Linked DNA regions of Mus musculus: region 1 is linked to region 2. Evidence: chromatin loops called from intact Hi-C (ENCODE). Cell type or tissue: left cerebral cortex. All regions are shown on one strand.

Region 1 (5,000 bases), 220 kb after region 2:
TAAAATAGTTTACTATTCTGAGTAAAAAAATAGCCAATATGATCCATGAGCTGTTACTAAAGGAGACTTATAATCTGTGGCTCTTCACTCAGCTTAAAGTCTCATCTAACCTGTTAACCCTATGAACACATATGGAACAATTATTGGTAAATTGAGTAACATTACTCCAGTTATTTCTGTATGTTGGCGATCACCCACGCGGACGGAGGCGCTGAAACCTCATCACACGGTAAAACACTGAGGTCAGCCCTGAGTATTGATCACTTGAGACACTTGGCTGTGTAACATGCCCTTCTCATGTTTATAAATTCTGCAGGCTACATGGAAGAGCGGCACGCTGAGCACGCGTCGATGTTCTTCCAGCTCTTCTGCGTCTTTATGAGCTTAGACATCCTGTTTTCACTTATCTCCCACATGTAACTACACCATCGCAGTAATTCAGATAAGCAGCTTTAATAACCATGTGCCTGCCAGCTACTTCAAGGCCTCATTACTAAGCAGTCTGTTACCTTCAGGATTCACTTTTATGTGCTGTCCATAGTCATGTCTTTATCCTTTAAAAATTATTTATTACACGTGTGTATATGTAGTTATTCCTTTAAGCATATTTCTGAGAAGGAGAAATTTAAGAATTCTGATCCCGGAATAAGTTCTATCTACATGGACTTGCTTTTCTGTTCGTTACTCACACTTTTAACTTTGGTGGAGTAATTTGAGCTTTTGTTCCTTAGTTTCCTGCTCTAAATTCGTGATAAAAACAATACAGTCTCTCATGGTTAAATGAGTTAACACACGGAAAATGCTCAGGAGTACAGAAAATCCAAGCGCTATATTTACTTAGAATCCATTTACATACACTACAGACCTAGAAAGATTCTGGTTAAATATAACAAACACACATTACAGACCTTTAGATAGCAAATTAAGGAACCCCATTGAACAGAAGTGGTCTCAGCTCTGACTGGGCACTAGAACCATGACCGAAGCTTTAAGGTGTACAGGCATTGTCTCTAAGATGTGGATCAGATTAGACGCCAATACTTTGAAAAGTTCCTTATGAGTCTCTAACAGAGCATAACCAGGGTTGATCACTGCCTCAGACCAGCTTTGTGCAGCCCATGTGGACATCACTCTAATGGTGGACAGCCCCATGGATACCATCCTAACGGGCATGTTAGCTTTTTGCATTTAGTTTTTTACTTTGTTAAAAATGCACCATTGTATCAAACATCAAAATTACACAATGCTCTGATGCTCAACTTATGATTGAAAACCTCTTTATTTAATATATAATAATAATGAGCAAACCTGTGAAAGCCACATCTTTCAGGCTCTAGGTACATATTTCTTATTGAATGCCTCCAGGTCACAGGATCCCTAGCTTATCAGCAGGTGAAGTTTCACCTACTACACTAAAGCCTTTAAGTTAGGAAGATTACTAGGTACCCAGACACATATCACTTTTCAGTTTTTAGCTCTTAATTGCATCGATTGGCCTGATTAGACTCTATGCACAGGATAGATAGGACATGGCTATTTTTCTCAAGACTAAATAAATCATAACAAGACATAAGCTCATAAGATCCTAGGAAATACTGTTAAAGAAAACCTTATTTTATGTATGCTAGAATGACTGTTCAGTGTAGCTGCTGTTGTTATTTAATAAATTTGATAGCTGAATGGAGGGGTGGGGGTCTTAGTGTTGTTACCTGTATGTTTCCTATATCTGATGTGCCGCAAAGGATTCGGGTCCGCTACATCACACTGAAGTCTAAAGCCACACCATGATTCAAGAAGTGCATGGTCAAGGGTCCAGAAGGTCTCTGTGCAGAAATGGAGAGCACCAGATGGCCTGATGGCTGCTGAAGTCAGCTCTCTCACCTCTCCTCTTTAAAATGGGAATGAGAGTGGGCTCTCTGGAGTCTGGCGGCATTTCTCTTACTGCTCCATAGACTGAGGAAAAGCCTGTGCAGATGTCTACATAGTAATTCCCTCCCCTGCTTGAGGATTTAAGCACCAAAGCCATCAGATCCTAGGTTTTTGCATTCTTCATGGGCCTGACACAAACTGAAATGATCAATTTCACTATCTTTCAAAAGGAAAAACATTCTAACACAGCGAAGGTTTCCATTAAAAAAAAAAAAAAAAGGAAACAAAGCTAATTCAGTTCTTAGCAAACCTAAAAGACTAAAAGACAAATGTAAATTACACTTTGAACAGGCTGATTTCTTACTGATGGTAACATTAGATCTCAGAAAAAAAACTTACATTTGGCATCTGGGATACTGTGATAAGGAGACCACACAAGCATGCCTCCATTGTCTTTATCTGTGTACTTGGTAGCACCTGAGGAAAAATTAATTATTTTGAATAGGATAGCCTTTTACTTATATCCCAACTAAACATAAGCAACATTTTGTTTTAGTACAATACCTGCAAAGAACACACAGGAAAACAGATTTCACAAAAGACTTATGTAAGATGAGCGAAACATTGTAGCAGACCTGCTACCACTGGAAAAACTTCCTGAAGCACACACTCCTGTCACCTGACGGTGACAGTCTCATCTGACCTCTGACCTCCTGTGTGCTACTTAGGGATCACCATGCAAAACTGACCCTACAGAACACTTACACGGTGTTGTGTACACGGGTCAAACTGCTATCGTCTCCCTTCATGGCTTGTATTTTACCTTATTCCTAAGTCTGCCAGCCTTCCTTTTAAAGGCATAAAAGTTAACACAATTTCTTGTTCATATGATCTGGCTAAATCTGGAAGAATACTGTCCTTTCCTGTGTATTTCTCATGTTATAAACTATAAAGTCCATAACATTAAGCTTCACTACTATAAGCTGAAATGGTCTGGATGGAGGAAAGCCCATACATTGAGGCCAGGACCACTCACTATAGGCTTCTAGACACCTCATTATGCAGGAGACTTTTCTGGCTTCCACCCAATCCTTAGCTACAAGTTAGTTAAAACTAGCAACATATTAAGTATTGCTGCCATGTTTTAAAACAGTTGATTTTCACCAGGTAGATATTACTTACCACTAGCAGTCAGAATTTCAAATTAGTCACATAAAATATTAGTAGAAATCTGAGGTTAATCTGTGATTATTATAAGGTATTTGGAGTGGAGAACATTCCTTACTACAATTTCCACACAGAGAAGTTACTTATGGGTCAATAATTTAATATTATTCATACTTAACTTTTGGAGAAGCATCAAATATTACTATTAAATGTCTAGTAAGTAATGTTAGTTGGAAGAATCATACTAATTCCACTTCAGTATCAGCAGGGTATGTGATATACTCGGGAGCAGAGGGTGCCGCAGAAAGAGCTAAAGTTTGAAGCAGGCTTGTGCAGTAAGTGTTTAGTGAAAATCTTTCAACCAAGCAAGCAACAAAATCCCAAACAAACCAAAAAAACAAAACATTTTCAATGTTAAGACATTTAATTTCTTGTCATGGGCCTGTCAGGTAACAAAACAAAACAAAACACCTTATAAACACAAAAGTCAAGTTATTCAACAGAAGTGAAATGCATTCTATCTAAGCTGGTCAGAAGCTTTTACCTTAGAAAAACGTGATATTCAAATGTATATTCAAGTAAATATCTTAACTTCAATTATATCAAGGAACAGATTCTTTTTACTCAATGAATTGTGACAGTAAGATTATTAAAATCTTTCTTAATAAAACATGACACAGCAAATAAAAGCTTCATTAAGTCTTATACTTTAATAGTACTTCATAACAAGGGAATGTAATTTCTTGCTCCCCATTCTTTAAGAACATTTTTCATGTTAGTATATGTTGTGTACATGTATGAGTCCCAGGGATAGAGCCCACGCTTGTTGGCAATCTTCTGTCTCCACTAAGCCATCCCTTCAGCCCATGGACCTCATTCTTGAATCACAGGAAGTCTGCTGCCTCATTGCATATCTCCTCTTAAGTAGGCATTGTTTTTTCTCCATCTAAAATACCAGATATTACTGCCCCAAATTTTCAATATTGTAATTAAGGATCTAGTATGAGACAGAAACCAGTGTCAACGTTTAGGACACTAACTATTCCTCTAATGTGGGATGATATAAGTATTTATCTAATTGGCCTTAAAACAGAGAATGCTCAATTAGGCATTTCACAATGTTCTTTTCCTAATTATGAACCCCAACCTTTTCAATCATACATCAACTAGGCCCAAGAAATAAATTTTTACAGGAAAGAGTTACTTTAGGGTACTGCGTTAAGAGTATAGTTTCAGACTCCCAGTTGCAGCAAGTGTGCCACCCTGAAGATCGCCTCTTGTGCCTCAGTTTCCCTCATCTATAGTAATAGAGATGGAATAACTACTTTAGTGCTTTTCAAAAATGAAGTTGCTAAGTTGATAATGTACACATCCAGGACAATCAACCACTAAGATACGAGATGGGAAAAATGAGGTAGGACTCAGGTACAAAACCAGCAACTAGAGCTTTTAAAGACTCCCTCTGAGACATTAAAACCCAGGACTTTGTGAACAAATACACTGAGAATTTAGATCCTGAGACTAAGATGCTCTAACCACTTAAAAACTGTTTATAAACTAGGTCCTGTAGTATTGGTATAGTATCTTCAAATAGGGGGTAAAGGCTTTCCTCGTGACATAGAAGCATGAGTAAATTGTCTGTAGTATATGCATGTGTGTGCACATGTGTGTGCCTGTAATGTGGATACACAAATCATGTGTTGGTCCCGGATCACATAGGACATCTTCTCCTACTTGTCCTATCCCTGTAGTTTTATTTATTTTTTGAGACATGGTCTCTTCATGTAGCCCTAGAACTATCACTATGTACACCAAGTTGGCTTCAAACTAATAAGAGTTTGCCTGCCTCTGTGGGTATCAAAGGCAAGCACCACCACACCCGACTCTTAAGAAAAAAGAAAAAGAAAGAAAGAAAAATTCAAAACAAACAAAACAAAAAACAGGATCTCTCACTGAACCTAGAA
Region 2 (5,000 bases):
CAGTGACTTAAGGATACTTTAAGTGCCTTCCAAATTTAGACTTCTATATAGGCAGGCTGGGAGAAAGTTTGAAGCTGTGCTTCCCACTTTGTGCGCATGGGGTGACTACTGGAGTTCCAGAGTCCAATCTAAGCCCTGCTATCATGCTTATTCAAATTCAGCATCTCAAAGTGGATTTCACTGTTTTCCCATTTCCCAAGAAATGCCACTTAAGGCAGGATTTCCCTCACCGGCTTCGAAACATACCTGTTAATCCTCCCCTTTAGCTCTCTTGCCGCCCAATACCCAGTCCGTCACCAGGTTCTATTTATTCTCTTACCCGCCTAGCTTTCCAGTCTGGGTGCTGGGATGAGAACAAGGTGTACAAAGTGAGAGGCAATCTTGGAATAGGATTTTCCGCTGAGCGGTGGTGGCGAACACCTTAATCCCAGCACTCAGAAGGCAGAAGCAGCTGTATCTCTGAGTTCAAGGACAGCCTGGTCTAAAGAGGGAGTTCCAGCACAGCCAGGGTTTACTCACAGAAACTGTTCAGAAAAGCCAAAAGGAAATTTTTTTCATGCAAAAGAACACAGTGGGCCATGAATATCTCAATGCAATAGCTGGTACCCAGAGGGTCCTTCGAAAGGCAGGTTTGGCGACTCAACAGAGGCCTCTCTGATGATTATAGCCTCCATTGGGGTGTGGGGGGCTTTACCCACATAGATGTGCACACATCCACTGTTCTCGCTTGGAGGACGAACTCCATAGAGTTTTAGCCAACTCAGCAAGGGTGTTTGGTTCCTCGTGCCTCCCCACCATCTTCTTTTGTATTCTGGTCGCCCCTCCCCCTCCAAACAGCCCACACAAGGGTTCGGAGGTTTAAAAACCTATAAATAGTGTGAAATCACAGAGCCTTGGAATTTTAGCTAGAAGGAAGCAGAAGAGTTCCACTTGCCCAACCCTTCCCTGTATTGATGAAGAAACAGGTGTAGCGAGATTAGGTGACTTGCCCAAGTCACGCAGCAGGCTCCCGCCCCAAGTCAGCACTCCACACTTTAAGAGTGTCAGCGACAAGCTGACTTCACACGGTTGCCCTGGGGAGGGGTGGGGGGTGGCCGTGCGGGTGACCCCTGGATGGAAAGTGTTCCTGAGGCTAAGGTTGTGCTGCTAGCAACCAGTTCCTAACTCAGCTCCTCACTCGGCCGCGGCCGCGCCCCCGCCGCCGTCCGCACAGCCCACACTCCCCGCCCCTCCTGGGCGCCGACCTGTCACCCAGCCGCCCCCACGTGCACCCAGCTCCCAGGATCAAAGTCTGGGGCGGCCGGGCCGGCAAAGGGGAACCGCGGCCCGGAACCCGCACCGCGGGAAGCGGCAACTGCTCACTGCGCCCCAGGGCTCGGCGCCACCGCCCTGCCGCCTGCCCACCGCTGCACGCGGCCCGCGCCCACCCTCCCCCGTACCGCCCGCCGCTGCACCCGGCCGCGGCCCCCGGCCCACGCCCGGCTCCCCAGTGCACAGGCCCCGCCCCCAGCTCCCGCGGCCGCGCCCCGCCCCCTCCCGCCCCTCCGCCGCGCTAGCCAATAGAGGCCGAGGAAGGGCGGGACGCCGGGGCTGTCGTGAGGCAGCTCTGGCCAATGGGGAGGCGAGCCGGGCCTGGGGGGCGGGGCACCGGGGCCTTGTCACGCTCGGGTCCGTGTGAAAACGGGGGTTCCGAGTGCAAAGCAAAGTTTTTTTGTAAACCGTCTGCAAAGGAGGGGGGGCGAAGACGGCGGACGCCTCCGGGCCGAGCGCAGTCGCCGCGGACGCCGTCTCCCGAGCGCTTCGGTCCGATGCTCGGCAGCCCCTCGGCACGCAGTGGCCCGCCGCGCCCTCCGCCTCGCCAGCCCAGCCGAGCGCCGGCGCTTGAGTAGCTGCGCGGCCGGCGGTTTCCCCACAGCGCCGCTCCCGTTCCCGCGTCAGCGCCGAGCCTCAGGCCGCCGCCATGGGCTGCTGGGGCCGCAACCGCGGCCGGCTGCTGTGCATGCTGCTGCTGACCTTCATGTTCATGGTGCTGGAGGTGGTGGTGAGCCGGGTGACCGCGTCGCTCGCCATGCTGTCCGACTCCTTCCACATGCTGTCGGACGTGCTGGCGCTCGTAGTGGCGCTGGTGGCCGAGCGCTTCGCCCGGAGGACTCACGCCACGCAGAAGAACACGTTCGGCTGGATCCGCGCTGAGGTGATGGGCGCACTGGTGAACGCCATCTTCCTCACGGGGCTGTGCTTCGCCATCCTGCTGGAAGCCGTCGAGCGCTTCATCGAGCCGCATGAGATGCAGCAGCCGCTCGTGGTGCTGAGCGTCGGCGTGGCGGGGCTGCTGGTCAACGTGCTGGGGCTCTGTCTGTTCCACCATCACAGCGGCGAGGGCCAGGGCGCGGGCCACGGCCACTCGCACGGCCACGGCCACGGCCACCTCGCCAAGGGCGCGCGCAAGGCGGGCCGCGCGGGGGTCGAGGCGGGCGCGCCGCCGGGCCGGGCGCCGGACCAGGAGGAGACCAACACGCTGGTGGCCAACACCAGCAATTCCAACGGGCTGAAGGCGGACCAGGCAGGTGAGCGCCACAGTGTTCGGGACAGGCGCCCCCTGGCGACCGCGGTGGGTGCCACGCCCCGCGCCCAGGTGCGCGGTGGTTTCGTGCCCACTGAACAAGTTTGATAATGATGTGCTGGGGGTGTGTGGGCCCTGGTTAAAGGCGGCCTTTGTGAACGGGAGTGTGTGTTTCCCTGAACCGACCACCTAATCCGGAAAATCACTGTTTAGGGACCTGCCAAGGCACGTTGCACCCTCACCTCCTCGGGTTGGCATAATGGTGCTCGACCCAGTGGTGATGTATTACTCTCGTGGTTTTAACGAGCGTTTTTCATCTTGAGCACGTGTGCTTGATGGTAATTTGGAAGGTAAGTGTTGAAAAGAAATGAGAAAGAACCTACCACCCTCGATGTTAACATTGTGTGTATCTTCCAGTTTTTCTTGCCACTTGTATCTGGTTAGGTTACTTACGGAGGCAGCTTACCTTCTCCAATGCATAGGAACATGTTTGGAAGTTCAGGTGGTGCGTGGGAAAGGAGAAAGAGAAGCTCCTCAGGTGTGCCCTCTGACGGGAACTTTCAGGTTACTTAGTGATTGTTGACTTCCAACTTTGTTGATAGCTTCAGGTTGTTTTGTTGGTTTGTTTTTGGTTCCTCTAGACGGGTTTCTCAGGATAGCCCTGGCTGTCCTGGAACTCACTCTGTAGGACAGGCCGGCCTCAAACTCACAGATTACCTCCTGCATGTCTCTCTGGGGTCAAGGCCTGCACCCCCAGCAATAGACCCAGGTTGTTGATTTGTCAGTTTGTGAACCCTTCTACAAAGACGCTATGTTTTATGTTCTTGACGATGATTTTACGTTAGAGCTGCTTTTCTCAGTCTGTCTAGTGCCACTGACAGAGACCCTCACATCAGGTTTGTTCCTGTCAGAGGACATCCCTTCAGTGATGCTTACTGATTGCCTAGAGTTTTGTTTCTCTTGTATGTTTCAGAGAGGTGACGCAGTGTTTACACGACCCCATCCCAGCAGTGAGGGCAGGTGAGAGGTGGGAAGGAACAAGGAGCAGTAGCCCAGTGACACAGTGGACTCTCCGCTGTTGGGTACTGGCGGGACCCAGGGCTAGCTCACTGTGGGTTGCTCTCAGCACACTGTCATTGTCACAGCTTTATGAAACAAGTTTAAACTCACTCACTGCCAGACAAGATGTTTCTGTGGACACTTTAAATGTGCTTAGTGAAAATTGTATTGTTTTGTTGTAGAGCCAGAAAAATTGAGAAGTGATGACCCAGTGGATGTACAAGTAAATGGGAATCTCATCCAGGAGTCTGACAATCTGGAAGCGGAAGACAACAGGGCTGGGCAGCTGAATATGCGAGGAGTGTTTCTGCACGTCCTTGGAGATGCCTTGGGCTCCGTGATCGTGGTCGTGAATGCCTTGGTCTTTTACTTTAACTGGAAGGGTTGTACTGAAGACGACTTTTGTACGAACCCGTGTTTTCCTGATCCCTGCAAATCGTCTGTAGAGATAATTAACAGCACCCAGGCCCCGATGCGTGACGCTGGCCCATGCTGGGTGCTCTACCTAGACCCAACCCTTTGTATTATAATGGTTTGTATACTTCTGTACACGACTTACCCATTGCTCAAGGAGTCTGCTCTCATTCTTCTACAAACTGTCCCTAAGCAAATCGATATCAAACACTTGGTGAAAGAGCTTCGAGACGTTGACGGCGTTGAGGAAGTCCATGAGCTACATGTCTGGCAGCTGGCGGGAAGCAGGATCATCGCCACTGCCCACATAAAATGTGAGGACCCCGCTTCCTACATGCAGGTGGCCAAGACCATTAAAGATGTCTTTCATAATCATGGAATCCACGCTACCACCATCCAGCCTGAATTCGCTAGCGTCGGCTCTAAGTCAAGTGTGCTCCCGTGTGAGCTCGCCTGCAGAACTCAGTGTGCCCTGAAGCAGTGCTGCGGGACACGGCCACAGGTGCATTCTGGGAAGGATGCAGAGAAGGCGCCAACAGTTAGCATTTCTTGTTTAGAACTCAGTGAGAATCTAGAGAAGAAGGCCAGGAGGACTAAAGCTGAAGGCAGTCTCCCTGCTGTGGTGATAGAGATTAAAAACGTGCCAAACAAACAGCCCGAATCATCTTTGTGAGTCTTGAAAAAGATGTGATATTTGACTTTTGCTTTTAAACTGCAAGAGAAAATAGACTCCATTGAAATACTAAGTTTGCCAAGTAGTGTAATTGAAGTCCTTGTCTGGTCGCACAGTTTAATTCTATTTTTGTAAGAACATAATGGAACTGCCTAATAGAGAGTGCTACATTGCAGCCTTGTGATTCTTAGTGCATAGTGCAGCTATGCTGGAACACGTTTGAAAGCCAGTTTTAACACTATGTTACATTTTTGTTTAAAGTAAGTATAAATCTTATATGACATAATGAAA

The links. Hi-C counts contacts between places; a loop is a spot of excess contacts. Peaks named below come from ENCODE experiments on the same cell type or tissue, not always from the same donor. Only the 100,000 strongest peaks of a DNase experiment are listed, where the experiment ranks them.
Region 1: a loop joins it to region 2, with 8 times the contacts of the local background. A loop is called at or near these places in 1 of 42 quality-filtered maps.

What each region holds. Positions count from the first base shown.
Region 1 is chr1:192,128,115-192,133,114 of GRCm38, forward strand. Rcor3 (REST corepressor 3) reads right to left here. Exons shown (of 12, transcript NM_001346740.1): 3 at 2,269-2,346. Among named protein-coding and RNA genes, the nearest start is that of Gm10516, 6.3 kb to the right of the region's middle. In left cerebral cortex, no CTCF peak of the experiment used is centred here; no DNase peak of the experiment used is centred here.
Region 2 is chr1:191,905,047-191,910,046 of GRCm38, forward strand. Slc30a1 (solute carrier family 30 (zinc transporter), member 1) reads left to right here and starts at 1,735. Exons shown (of 2, transcript NM_009579.3): 1 at 1,735-2,567; 2 at 3,805-5,000. The coding sequence starts at 1,961. The coding sequence ends at 4,709. It overlaps 1700034H15Rik (RIKEN cDNA 1700034H15 gene), which reads right to left and starts at 2,481. Exons shown (of 5, transcript NR_030669.1): 1 at 2,014-2,481. In left cerebral cortex, a CTCF peak has its summit at 2,612 (motif pointing left); DNase peaks (open chromatin) are centred at 977, 1,644, 2,167, 2,575 and 1 more place; H3K4me3 peaks cover 4,054 bases; H3K27ac peaks cover 1,300 bases.